Regions from separate parts of the Mus musculus genome. Here region 1 is linked to region 2. The links are chromatin contacts, found by Hi-C or POLR2A ChIA-PET in ENCODE. All regions are on one chromosome and are shown on one strand. The core of a region is the stretch at or near the end of the contact, and the rest is flanking DNA. Distances in the headings are between cores, read along the strand shown. Region 1 holds the start of Rcsd1 (RCSD domain containing 1). Region 2 overlaps Rcsd1 (RCSD domain containing 1).

Evidence for each region. A loop is a pair of places that touch in the nucleus more often than their neighbours do. ChIA-PET counts read pairs that join two places held with the same protein, here RNA polymerase II (POLR2A).
Region 1: a loop to region 2 is called in a map of heart, with 3 times the contacts of the local background. The contact joins the promoter of Rcsd1 here to the enhancer-like site in region 2. A Hi-C loop is called at or near these places in 7 of 37 maps with a recorded cell type or tissue (gastrocnemius and heart). POLR2A ChIA-PET finds 5 or more read pairs at or near these places in 2 of 5 experiments (both embryonic stem cell).

Annotation. Positions count from the first base shown.
Region 1 is chr1:165,706,734-165,712,254 of GRCm38, forward strand. Rcsd1 (RCSD domain containing 1) reads right to left here and starts at 1,361. Exons shown (of 7, transcript NM_178593.3): 1 at 1,158-1,361. The coding sequence starts at 1,163.
Region 2 is chr1:165,661,468-165,666,704 of GRCm38, forward strand. Rcsd1 (RCSD domain containing 1) reads right to left here. Exons shown (of 7, transcript NM_178593.3): 2 at 3,482-3,583; 3 at 2,099-2,188. Among named protein-coding and RNA genes, the nearest start is that of n-TPcgg2, 22 kb to the left of the region's middle. Within about 2 kb of position 2,033, at least 2 of the 3 ENCODE cell types and tissues checked have a DNase peak (open chromatin) inside an H3K27ac peak, as active enhancers do; they include gastrocnemius and heart, where a contact is called at or near this core.

The sequences.
Region 1 (5,521 bases), core at 111-2,610, 45 kb after region 2:
CTCAGCACTCCCAAGTGCCCAGAATGCAAAATGCAACCTTGCTACTTTAGGACAACTGGTTGAGCTAAATATGCAGCCTTGCTATTGTTCTTTTAGAGCAGACAGTGAAGCTCAGAAGAGATGAGCGGACTCAAGCCTGGAAGGGATTGAACTTCTGTGCCCGGGATCTCCGCAGACCTTGGGCTAAGGAGGAGCTCTTTCCTTTTGAGTGGGAGGAGGAATCACCTTTAGGCCTGTGGGTTTTCATCTCCTTTTTTCCTCTTTGAAAATCCCAGGTCCTACTGAGATTGATTAGAATACAATAAAAGGTCACAGTTTCTTTTTCTTTCTTTGAGTGTGTGACCCTGGGAGTTGAACCTGGGGCTTTGCCAATGCTGTGCCTCTGAGTTCACCTGCAGCTGGTCTGGGTTTGAAGGGAAACATTTCTTTGGAAATCTATAGACCTGGAGGAGGAAGCTAGATGAACTAGCTGGATGGAAAGTAGTGGCCAGTATTCTCCACTGAGGTTGGAGAAGCGCAGAGAAAGTCTGGGACTCGCCCCTGCAAACCTCTCAGATACGGCTACCACACCCCAAGGTGCACACAACCTCAGGAGGCAGGGCATCTTGGAGAGCCTCTAATATCTCAGAAATAAGTTTATCTGATCGGCGGCAAGGGAGCTTTTCAGAAAGTTTTGAAAGAAGATGTGACAGAAACAAGGGGCATCAGAAGTAAGAGAACAACTGGTCGGAAAAGCCACACTGCAATCAAAACGGGAAGCCATGCGGGCAGAGTCCCGGCTTCAACTGCCAACTCTGTTTCTCAATGCCTGAGTCAGGGTTGCTGGAGTTTTGTTTTGGGGTTCTTGGTTCACACCTTTATCCGTTTATGACTTTAGTTGTACCTAAGTTTTATTTTCTAAACCCCCCCCCCAAAGCACGTATGTGCACAGTCAGAATACCTGAACCCCTACAAAGGCCCCTCCTTCGCCTGAAGTCCTTTCCTGACAAGCCCACGCCTGCCCACAGGGGTCTCCGAGGAGCAAGGACCAGCCTTTCTCAACTTGGCCTACGCGACCTTTCGGCTGCGTGCTCCCTGCTGAGAGCAGGAACGGCGACCTGGGCAGGAGCGCTCTGACCTCCCTCTCCCCCAGGCCCGTGTCCCCGCCGGTCTTTTACCTCCATGTCCTCCAGGTAGTCTTCCTCCGGCTGCGGATACGCCCGCTCTCTCGGGTTAAGAGCCCACGATCCCCGCTGTCCCCTCGGCTCCCAGCCCGGGTCACTTTCGGGGCTGTAGCGGGCACAGGGCGAGTGGGCGGCGGCGCGCGCCTGGCTGCACTCGGCTGCGGGACTGCCCCAGCTGGGGGCCCTGCGCCAGAGAACGAGGAAGGAGGAGGAGGAGGGAGGGAGGGACCGAGGGACGCAGGAGGAGGGGAGGGGAGTGGAGGGGAGCAGAGAGGGAGGCCGGATCGGGGTTTAAATTTAGACACAAATCTAAACAGATACTGTCCCTCCCAAGGCAGGACTCAAGAGCCCGAGCCGCCACGACTCCATTAATCTGCCCAAACATGGGCTGGGCAGCGCCGCGCCCCCTTTCTCGCGGAAGTTTCTCAGGACCCTGGGCTTTGCACTTTTTTCAGACCACCTCAACTCTCCCTCTTTTAGCCTGCCTTCTTTACTTTCCTTGTGCCTCAAATTAGAATTGCCTTTTCATCCTTTTTCTCTTTGCCATTTCCTTCTTTTCATACCAATTTTCCCAGCCTCCGTTCCTCCTCCTTCTCCCTCCCCCTCCCCCCATCCTCTCCTGTATTACTTAACCTAATACCTGGCCTTCCTGTGTTCAGTAGCCTTAGCTTTGATACCTCTTTTCCTGGATTCCATTTGCAGGAAACAATTATCAGTCTGTCCATCTATTATCTATCTGTGTATGAAGAAGGAGAGGAATCCAAGCAAAGTTTCCCCAAGTTTCCTGCCGCATGCAGCAGGCTACTCTTCTCCTCTGCTCTGATGCATGCAGCTTAGGGGGTTGTGGGAATATCTGCTTCGACATGCTGCTTGCTAAAGGACCTTTTTCCCATTCCTATTAAATATAGCAAAGGGCACGGTCCTAAACATCCAATTCACATAAGGCCCCCGCTTAGTAACTCTCCCCAGGGAATGTCGGTTTAAGGCTGCGTGGGAGGGATGTAGGGACTTGAATCTGTGCCGAGGCCATTGTCTGCTGCTACTGGGTTATAGCTCTGGGTGTCTCTTCAGGGTCCCATTTCTTCAGGGAATTGGCTGATAAGGATGCCTGTGTGTCTTCTTACAGCATCCTTCAACTTTGTACTCCAAACCCAGACCTGCTATGCAAGGGAGAGAGAGAGCCAACACATTGGTGGACCATAGCACAGGGCATTGGTGCTGCCCCTGTGCAAAGAGCCCAAGAGAAACCACTACCACAAACCAGCAGAGAACTCACCCACATTGCAAAGGCTGCCCCGACTGCTTCTCATCACAGTTGGTCTATAGATCTTGACGTCACAGGCCTTCTAAATCTTACCTTGTAAACCATGAAGTCAGGGCAGCCTCTGTTCATTGAACTCAGCAGCATATAGGGGCAAGACCTCTGCTTCAGAAGCAGGCAGAGGGTGAGATTCTAGTCCGATGCTTTCTAGATGAGTTCCTTTAGAAAAGCCTCTTATCTGATCTTCATTTTCTGCATCTTCTCAGGGTGGTAGATGCTTGGAAAGAGCAGCTATTTTAAAAGCATGTAGCTTCATTACATAGTTCAGATGGACAAGAGCCCCATAATCCTTTTATTTAAGAGTCAGGGATTCTGGATTCCAACGAAAGAGTCCCCTGATTCTATCTACACAGCTGCAAGCAGATTCTAGAAAAGAGATGATGGAAGCAAGAAAGGAATGTCCTGCTGATCTTGAAGTTCTGATCCCCTTGCCTTGGCTCCCTGATGACAGGAGTGTGCCTTCAGGTCAGGCTGACTTCCCCCTTTTTCTTAGAGCTAGGTGTTCCTTTCCACTCAAAGACAGCAGCATGAGTCTTTAAGGCTCTACAAGCAGGCGGGCGGAAGTATCTACCCAGAAGAAACCGTTGGGCCCAGATAATACCGCAGCCACCAAGGTGAGGTGCAGCTGCTCTCCTGCCCCTCCCTCCTCAGGCAGGGCCTCCCTAGGCTGAGAACAGATGATTCACAGAGACAAGACCACAGCCCCTCCACGTTCCTGGGAACAAGTGCAAAGCATGCTGAACCAGAGCTCTTTGCCTCCATCAGGGCCCTTCTCCCAGAGAAGGAGTAAAGCAGAATACAGAAACCCAGAGCTGTGCTCAGCAATCCTGAGTATGTGTGGGATGTATTCTTCTGTTATCCTCCCTCCCACCTCTGTAGAGGATCACCAGAAACCAAAGTGGAGGCAGGCAAACTCATACATACCCAGCTCTTCTGACAACCAAGGGGAAGAGAAAGTGGCTGTCTCAGTTCCCCCTCTCTCCACTCTCCAGGGTCTAGCCTGCTCAACCTGGGTTTTCCATTTACACAGTCTAAAAATCTAAACCAGCTAAACAAGAAACAGAGGCAAGACTATGGATCACCGGCAATGCAGCTTGGGCCAGCAAAGGGCAGGAGAGGAGACGCCATGTATGCAGGCAGCCCTTACACACAGGCTGTCAATAAATGTTGGATGAACGACTATGTGGAAAGCTGAAAGAAGAGCAGACGAGCAGAATCTGTACATGGGAAGGAAAGTCAGAGTCACTCAACAATCACATTGGCACCAACTCTAGGTCCTAGGGGAGAAAGGACTTTGTGGAAGAGACCATCAAAAGCCATAAGTGGTATCTGAATAAATTGATTGGATGCAGAACTTTCAGAGGCGCCAATAGCTACCTCTTTGTAAATGGCCTTCTAGTGCTGCTGATCACTTATTTTAATTGATTAACAAACCTGATGTAGCATTTGTGTTCTAGTTTCATTTCTGTCACTGTAATAAAATACCCCAACCAAAAGCAACATAGAGGAGATGGGGAGTTATTGGCTTATCATTCCAGTTTACAACCCATTTATTTGGGAAAAATCAAGGCAGGACCTTAAAATAACATATCCATAGTTCAGAGCAGAGAATAAACACACAGTTCTTTAGTGCACGCTCTGCTAGCTTTCATCAGGCCCAGCCAAGGGAATGGTGTTGCCCACAGTGGGTTAGGTCAGTTAACAATCAAGACAAGCCCTTAACTCCCACAGGCCAACCCTAGCCAAATAATTCTGCCTTAAACTAATTTTAGGTTGTGTCAAGTTGACGGTTAACACTACACAGCGTAGTCTGTCTGTGTCCCAGGCTTGCCTCAGAGCTTCTCAGTACTGTGATCACAGGTGTGCACCAGCACTCCTGGCTCGATTTTAATATTTAGAGCAGGAAGAAAATGTTCTATAGTGACTATAAATACTAACTAAAGCATACATACAGTTGACCCACAGTGAATGGTTCCAGGAATACCGGCCCTACCTTCCACAGGTACCCAAACCTGTGGTACTCAAGTATTTTGTATATAATGGCATGATACTTGCATATAGCTATGCACAGAGCTCTGTATATTTTAATCATCTCTAGCTTACTTAACTCTTAAAGATTCACATTTATTTGTTCTCTCTCTCTCTCTCTCTCTCTCTCTCTCTCTCTCTCTCTCTGTGTGTGTGTGTGTGTGTGTGTGAGACCACACATATCACACAGCCCATATATGGAGGTCAGATTCAACTTCTGAAAGTTGGTTCTCTCTGTCCACTGTGTGGGTTCAGAGGGTCACACTCAGGTCATCATGCTTGGTGGCAATTAAACCTTTACCCACTGAGCCATCTTCCTGGCCTCAGATTACTTTCAATATCTATGGTAATGTAAATGCTGTGCCCAGCATAAATTGTGTTATTTGGGAATAAGGAGAAAGCAAAAATCTGTATGAGATCAGTAGAAGTATATATTTTTTTCCTGAGTATTTTTTGAATCCATGGATATAGAATCACAATTACAAAGAGCAGTTGATTGTCTATACTTCAGGCCTAAATCCTGGGGCTGTGATAAGATAGACAGGACATCTAAAAATCCCTGATTCATTCTACCACCAAGAAGGATGGGGGGCGGGAATTCACAAGGAAGGCTTTCAACCAAGCATTCCTGTGGTGATCAGTAGATTGGCCTCATTGGGAAATCATCAATAATGTCAAGGAAGGTAGGAATCAGTCTCCTCACTGTAGTGGTGTACACCTCTAATCCTAACACTCAGGCGGCAGAGACAGACAGATATCTGTGAGTTCCAGGCCAGCCAGAACTACATAGAGAAATCTGTCTTAAAAACAAACCAACTTGCAAAAGTAGAGGGCTACCATGAACCCTGCGGTACTGAGGGAGCACACACGTGGGGCTCGTGGTTTTCAGTCTATAGAAATGATTGTAGTGATAGATGTAAGTCTGTGTATTTCCTCCTTTGATACCCTTGGCTGGCCCAGGAGCAATGCACACAGTAACAGCGACACACAACCCTATACCTTTGTTTCT
Region 2 (5,237 bases), core at 783-3,282:
AGCAATCCTCCGAAGTGCTGGCATCACTGTTGTGGTTCGTGATGCCCTACTCTGTAAATTTCAAGGCAAAAAGAAAGTGACTAACCCTGGGGGCAATGTTGTCATGAACACACAGCATCTCACTCCAGAATGGATTTTCAATCTAAAACCATTCTATCCCTTGGCCATTCCTCGAGTTTAACTTTTCAAGGAAAGCTCTAAATTTCTATTCTCATAAAGTCCCTGAAATGAAGTTGTATACTCTAGTCACTACAAACCCGACCCACTGCATCTGTTTTCGTTCCCATGAGCATCGCTTCTGCATCCCCCGCCCCCTCCACTGATGTTCTCGTTCTCATTTTACAAATAAGGTATTAGTGTGGAGCAATGAGTCCTCTTGGGGCAAGCCTAGGTTATCAGGGGACAGCTCAGATGGCCGCAGCCACAGCCCATTATACCACAGCAGAGGTGCCAAGCTCAGCAGGGAAGAGCTGCTAGGAGAAGTTGACCCTCAGTAAAGAGAAGTTGCTGGTCATAGCTTTGTCTGGGAACCCCATGAAGTCACAGCACCATGATGACAGCACTGGTGGGGACCCAACAAAAACACAGAGTTTCTTAAACTCAGCCCCTGGGATTTCTCACCTCACAAGACTACCCTTGTTCAGTGGAGGGGAAGTTATTCCCAGAGCAGGTGGACCCAGGACTCCGCACCTACTCAACGGGGGGGTAGCTGTGACTTCTCGGCCCTTTAAATGTTTCAGAATTTATTTTGGCTGAAAAAAAAAACCTTATGTGTACAGGTGCTTTGCCTGCATGTAACTCTGTGCACCGATGTCCAGAGAGGTTAAACGAAGACATCAGATTCCTTGGCACTGGAGTAACAGAACCCAGGTCCTCTGAAACAGCAGCCAGTGCTCTTAACCACTGAGCCATATCTAAGTACCAAGTTTACTGCTCTTTAATCACACTTATCTAGTATTAATTTGTTTGTTTATTGTGTGTGTGTGTATGTGTGTGTTGCACGTGTGTCACTGCATGCGTGTAGAGGTCAGAGAACACCCTTTGAGAGTGGGTTCTTTCCTTTTACCATGTGGTTACTAAAGACAGAACTCGGATTCAGGCCAATGAATGGACTTGATGGCACGTAAGCACCTTCACCTGCTGGGCCCTCTTGCTGGCCCGGGTTCTTTGCTTTTTGATGCACTTCTGCTTGTGAGCCCTGGGGCTGACAAAAGGCTCGAAAACCATTCATCTACATCAAACGTTTCACTTTGTAGGGGATAAAATGTCCCAAGTTCACAGGGGTACTCCGTGCCTTTTATGAGGATGCTGGTCCCAGAAAAGAAGGGAAGGGAAGAAGAGGGGCTAAGGTGGGACTTGGGAACTGAGCTGTTTGGCTTGTTTGCTCTATTTTGGGCTTGGCCTCTGCGGCCTGAAGACAACATGCAAATTGGTTTCTGGCAGGACCGTGACCGTGACCACAGCGAAGGTTCCCGGGCTGCTGGGTTGGGGCCTGCAGCAGCTACTCTAACAGCTACAATTAGATAAATAAGACTGGGCAGCATGAAGGCTGGGGCTCTATTACTGGCTATGATCTATAACACCAGAGCCTTCATTAGTCGGCAGCACTGGCTATTTATATCCGAGAGGCAGGAGGCCTCCTGTGTGCTCTGGGTTTCTTCCAGTGATGCAGAACAATGGCCAGCCTTTACAAAGGCTATGGAGAGGCCATGAACTTCTCCAGCACTGTAGCTCTCTGCCTCTGAGGACATGGCTTCTCTCCCCAAGGACCCTTCTACACCTCCTCTACCACCCTTAGACTTGGGGACTGAAAAATGGCTCTGGTACTTGACTGATCCCTTAAGGAGGCTTAAGGGAGAGCTAGCCTCCACAGTGAAAGACGCAGGAAGTATTAAGAGAGACTCTTTCCTGTACCGGAGGTGAAGCCACCCTTGTGGCAACGTCAAGGCCTGAAACTGTGATGCTTGCAGCTCTTTCCTGTTACAAGGAGGATGAAAACCCACCGGCAGCAGCCGTGCGCGTGCCCAGGGCGGCGGGCAGCAGCCGTGCGCATGCCCAGGGCAGCGGGCAGCAGCCGTGCTCCCAGGGCGGCACTTACCTCCTCACCGTTCTGGCCCAGCTCTACCTTGGGGGGAAACAGGGGGAGGGAGCAAGGTGGTTTCCTTCTTGTTGGCTTACTGGCTGGTGTCTAGAGGGAGAGTGACAGACGACACAGAGAGAAAAAGAGAGGCAGTGAATCAGGCAATAGGGAGGAGGAGGAAGGTGGAAACCAGTGTTAGGAATGGTTAGGGATGTCTGGGGAGGAAAGAATGGGCAGTGGGCCTGCCTGCATGTCTAAGGGACTGTCCTCCTGCTGCGCATCCGCAACCCTTGAGCCCCTCTGCCTTTCTATTCAGCAATAAGGTTCTCTTGTACTTGACCCTCACCCCCTCCAATCTGAGCCAAGCTTGCAAGATGACATCCGCATTTTGCCTTTTTGCTGAGAAGCAGAACTAGACCCTCAGATCAATGCCATCTCCTTTGCCCTTTAGTGCATTCCTCTTTAGAAATCATGGGCCACTTTTACCAGTGCAAAATCACATACCTAAAAGAACAAGGCAGCTGGGCTCCCGTGGGATCCAGGCAAACCCCTCCCCCACCTCGGGAACTCTTGCTGCCTTTGACTTTCCCAGATGCTATTTGACTCTCTCCCCCACCCCCCTATTTTGTTTTGTTTTGTTTTGTTTTTTGAGACAGGATTCATTCTCTGTGTAGCCCTGGCTATCCTGGAACTCATTCTGTAGACCGGGCCTCCAATCAGAGATCCTCCTGCCTCTGTCTCCTAAGTGTTGGGATTAAAGCTATGCACCACCCATTCCTGGCTGACCTTGAAGTCTTGGTTCTTCCTCTAACACTAGTGTGCGGCTGCTCCCCGCAGCTCACTTCTAATGGAAGCCACCCACTACACGAGACAATCCAGTACACCTGTCCGAAAGCATAACACTTATTAAATTATTAAACATTTTCTTCTTCAGCAGGATTCTTCTAGAATCTCCTAGTCCTGGGTCCCTTTTTTTTCCACATTCCTGGTTTCTTATTGAATGTGATTCCTTCGAAATTCTCAGTTCCGGATCTGATGCGGGGGGGGGGGGTGGGGGGGGTGGGGGGGGTTGGGGGGGGGTCTTGCCTATCTTCTGCTTCCTAGGCTAGAAGCAGGGGCTGGGTGTGCAGAGACTTCTTTACTCTGAACCAATCCAGGCTGGGCAAAGGGGAACACTGCCCACCTGTGTCAGTGGAAGATCAAGATGAAAGGGAATCCGTACTGTCTGGCTGTCACCCCTCCTCACCACAGTGGGAGCCTTACTCCAGGAGGGCAAGACTCTGCCTAAGCCAGGAAGGCAAATTTTGCCCTCTTTCTCCTCAGTGAGGCTACTCCTTCCTCCAGCTCCTTCCCCCCCAACTCCCCCCCCCCCAAGAGGATGCCCGAAGCATCCAGACTCACCTCCCTGGCCACAGCTGCATGCTCCCGAAAGCGCCCAGCCAGCTGGGCCACTGAAGGCTGCGCTGAGCTGTCAACATTGGAGTTGGTCTCTGAGGGTCTTTCCTGGCAAACAAAGGAGACATAAATGGTGATCAGCAAGGTCACCTGGGGTGTCATGAGAGGCACCTGTTTTGTGGTCCTGACAGGAATTCAATGACAAGATATTTTTAACAGCATTTTGCAACTAGCTCTCATACTCAAGATTGAAAAAACAACAAATACTAGGCTGGAGAGATGGCTCAGTGGTTAAGAGAACTGACTGTTCTTCCAAAAGTCAAGAGTTCAAATCCCAACAACCACATGGTGGCTCATAACCATCTGTAATGAGATCTGATGCCTTCTTCTGGTGTATCTGAAGACAGCTACAGTGTACTTATATAAAATAAATAAATCTTAAAAACAACAACTACTACTACTACTATACTATACACACAAACTAATCAGTCACCCCACATTTAGTAAGTAGCTACAATGTATTGGGGTTCTGAGAGACAAACAAACAAAGGCTTGTCAGCAGTCAGGGCAAGGTCTCTCACTCTGCAAAGAGTCCCCCAGACATGGGAAATATCAACAATAGTTTGCAAACCCCCTTCCCCTGCTTAATGACTCTGAAAAATGAGGGTGGTGTGGGAATGCAAATGCCATCGAAGCCAGGGTCTTTGTAGGAACTGGACAGAGGCTTTGGTTTTCTAGATTTTTCCCATCCAAATGTCCATGATTTTGTTTTCCCTGCTTACTGATTGCATTGGGCAAAATAGTGACCATTTATTACATTAGTGAGTGACTGAGAAGCTGAAGCAGACAGGATGAGGAGGGGGCCGCTGGGACTCAACCAGAGACTCGCTCTGCCTCTCATTGACACAGCAGTCTGAGCCTTGGCAGGGTGATGCCGGTGTCTCTCCTTGGGCTGCTCTGAGTCTGGTGAGTGGCTCTATTATTACAGCAGGCCAGGGGCAAGGAGCAGGCTTGCAGTCACTGTGACTGGCTGTGGTCCAGCCTGCAGTTCTGGTCAATAAACTTACTGATGCTTCAGGCCAAGATGCTTGAAGGACGTAGTCTATCCCATGTGCCACTTGTTACCGTGACACAGAGGGTGTCAGGTGACCCTGGAAATGGCACTTCATGTCTATTATATACACATGGTCTATATAATAACCTGGTTTTGGATCTCTCTCTCTTTCTCTTTCTCTCTCTGTCTCTGTCTCTCTCTGTCTGTCTCTGTCTCTGTCTCTGTCTCTCTCTCTCTGTATGTGTGTGTGTCTGTCCCTCTCAGGATCTTGTTCTATAAAGTAAGCTGACCTTGAACTTATGACCCTCCTACCTTTTCTTTTACAAGTGTTAGGATTTTTAGGTGTGTACCACCATACCCAGCTCCTTCTGGTTTTTTTTGTTGTTGTTGTTGTTAACATTTAATGTGTGTGTATCTCTGTGTATGTGGGGGGCAGAGAACAACTTTCAGACCTGTAGGCTGGACCCACAGGCAGTCATAATAACAACCCTGCTCTTTTCTACACGTCCTCCCCCCCCCCCCCCCCCGCTGCCATTTGGTCTGAGTTTGGTCAGTGGCCTAATGGGAGACACACCAGCACTGCTTCCTGCCGGAGCAATGAGAGAGGTGGAGCGAGTCTCTGGTTGAGTCCCTGCGCCCCACTTCTCATCCTGCTTGCTACTTGCAGGAGTCAGGTCTTTCCTTCCACCAGTGGATCCCAGGAACTGA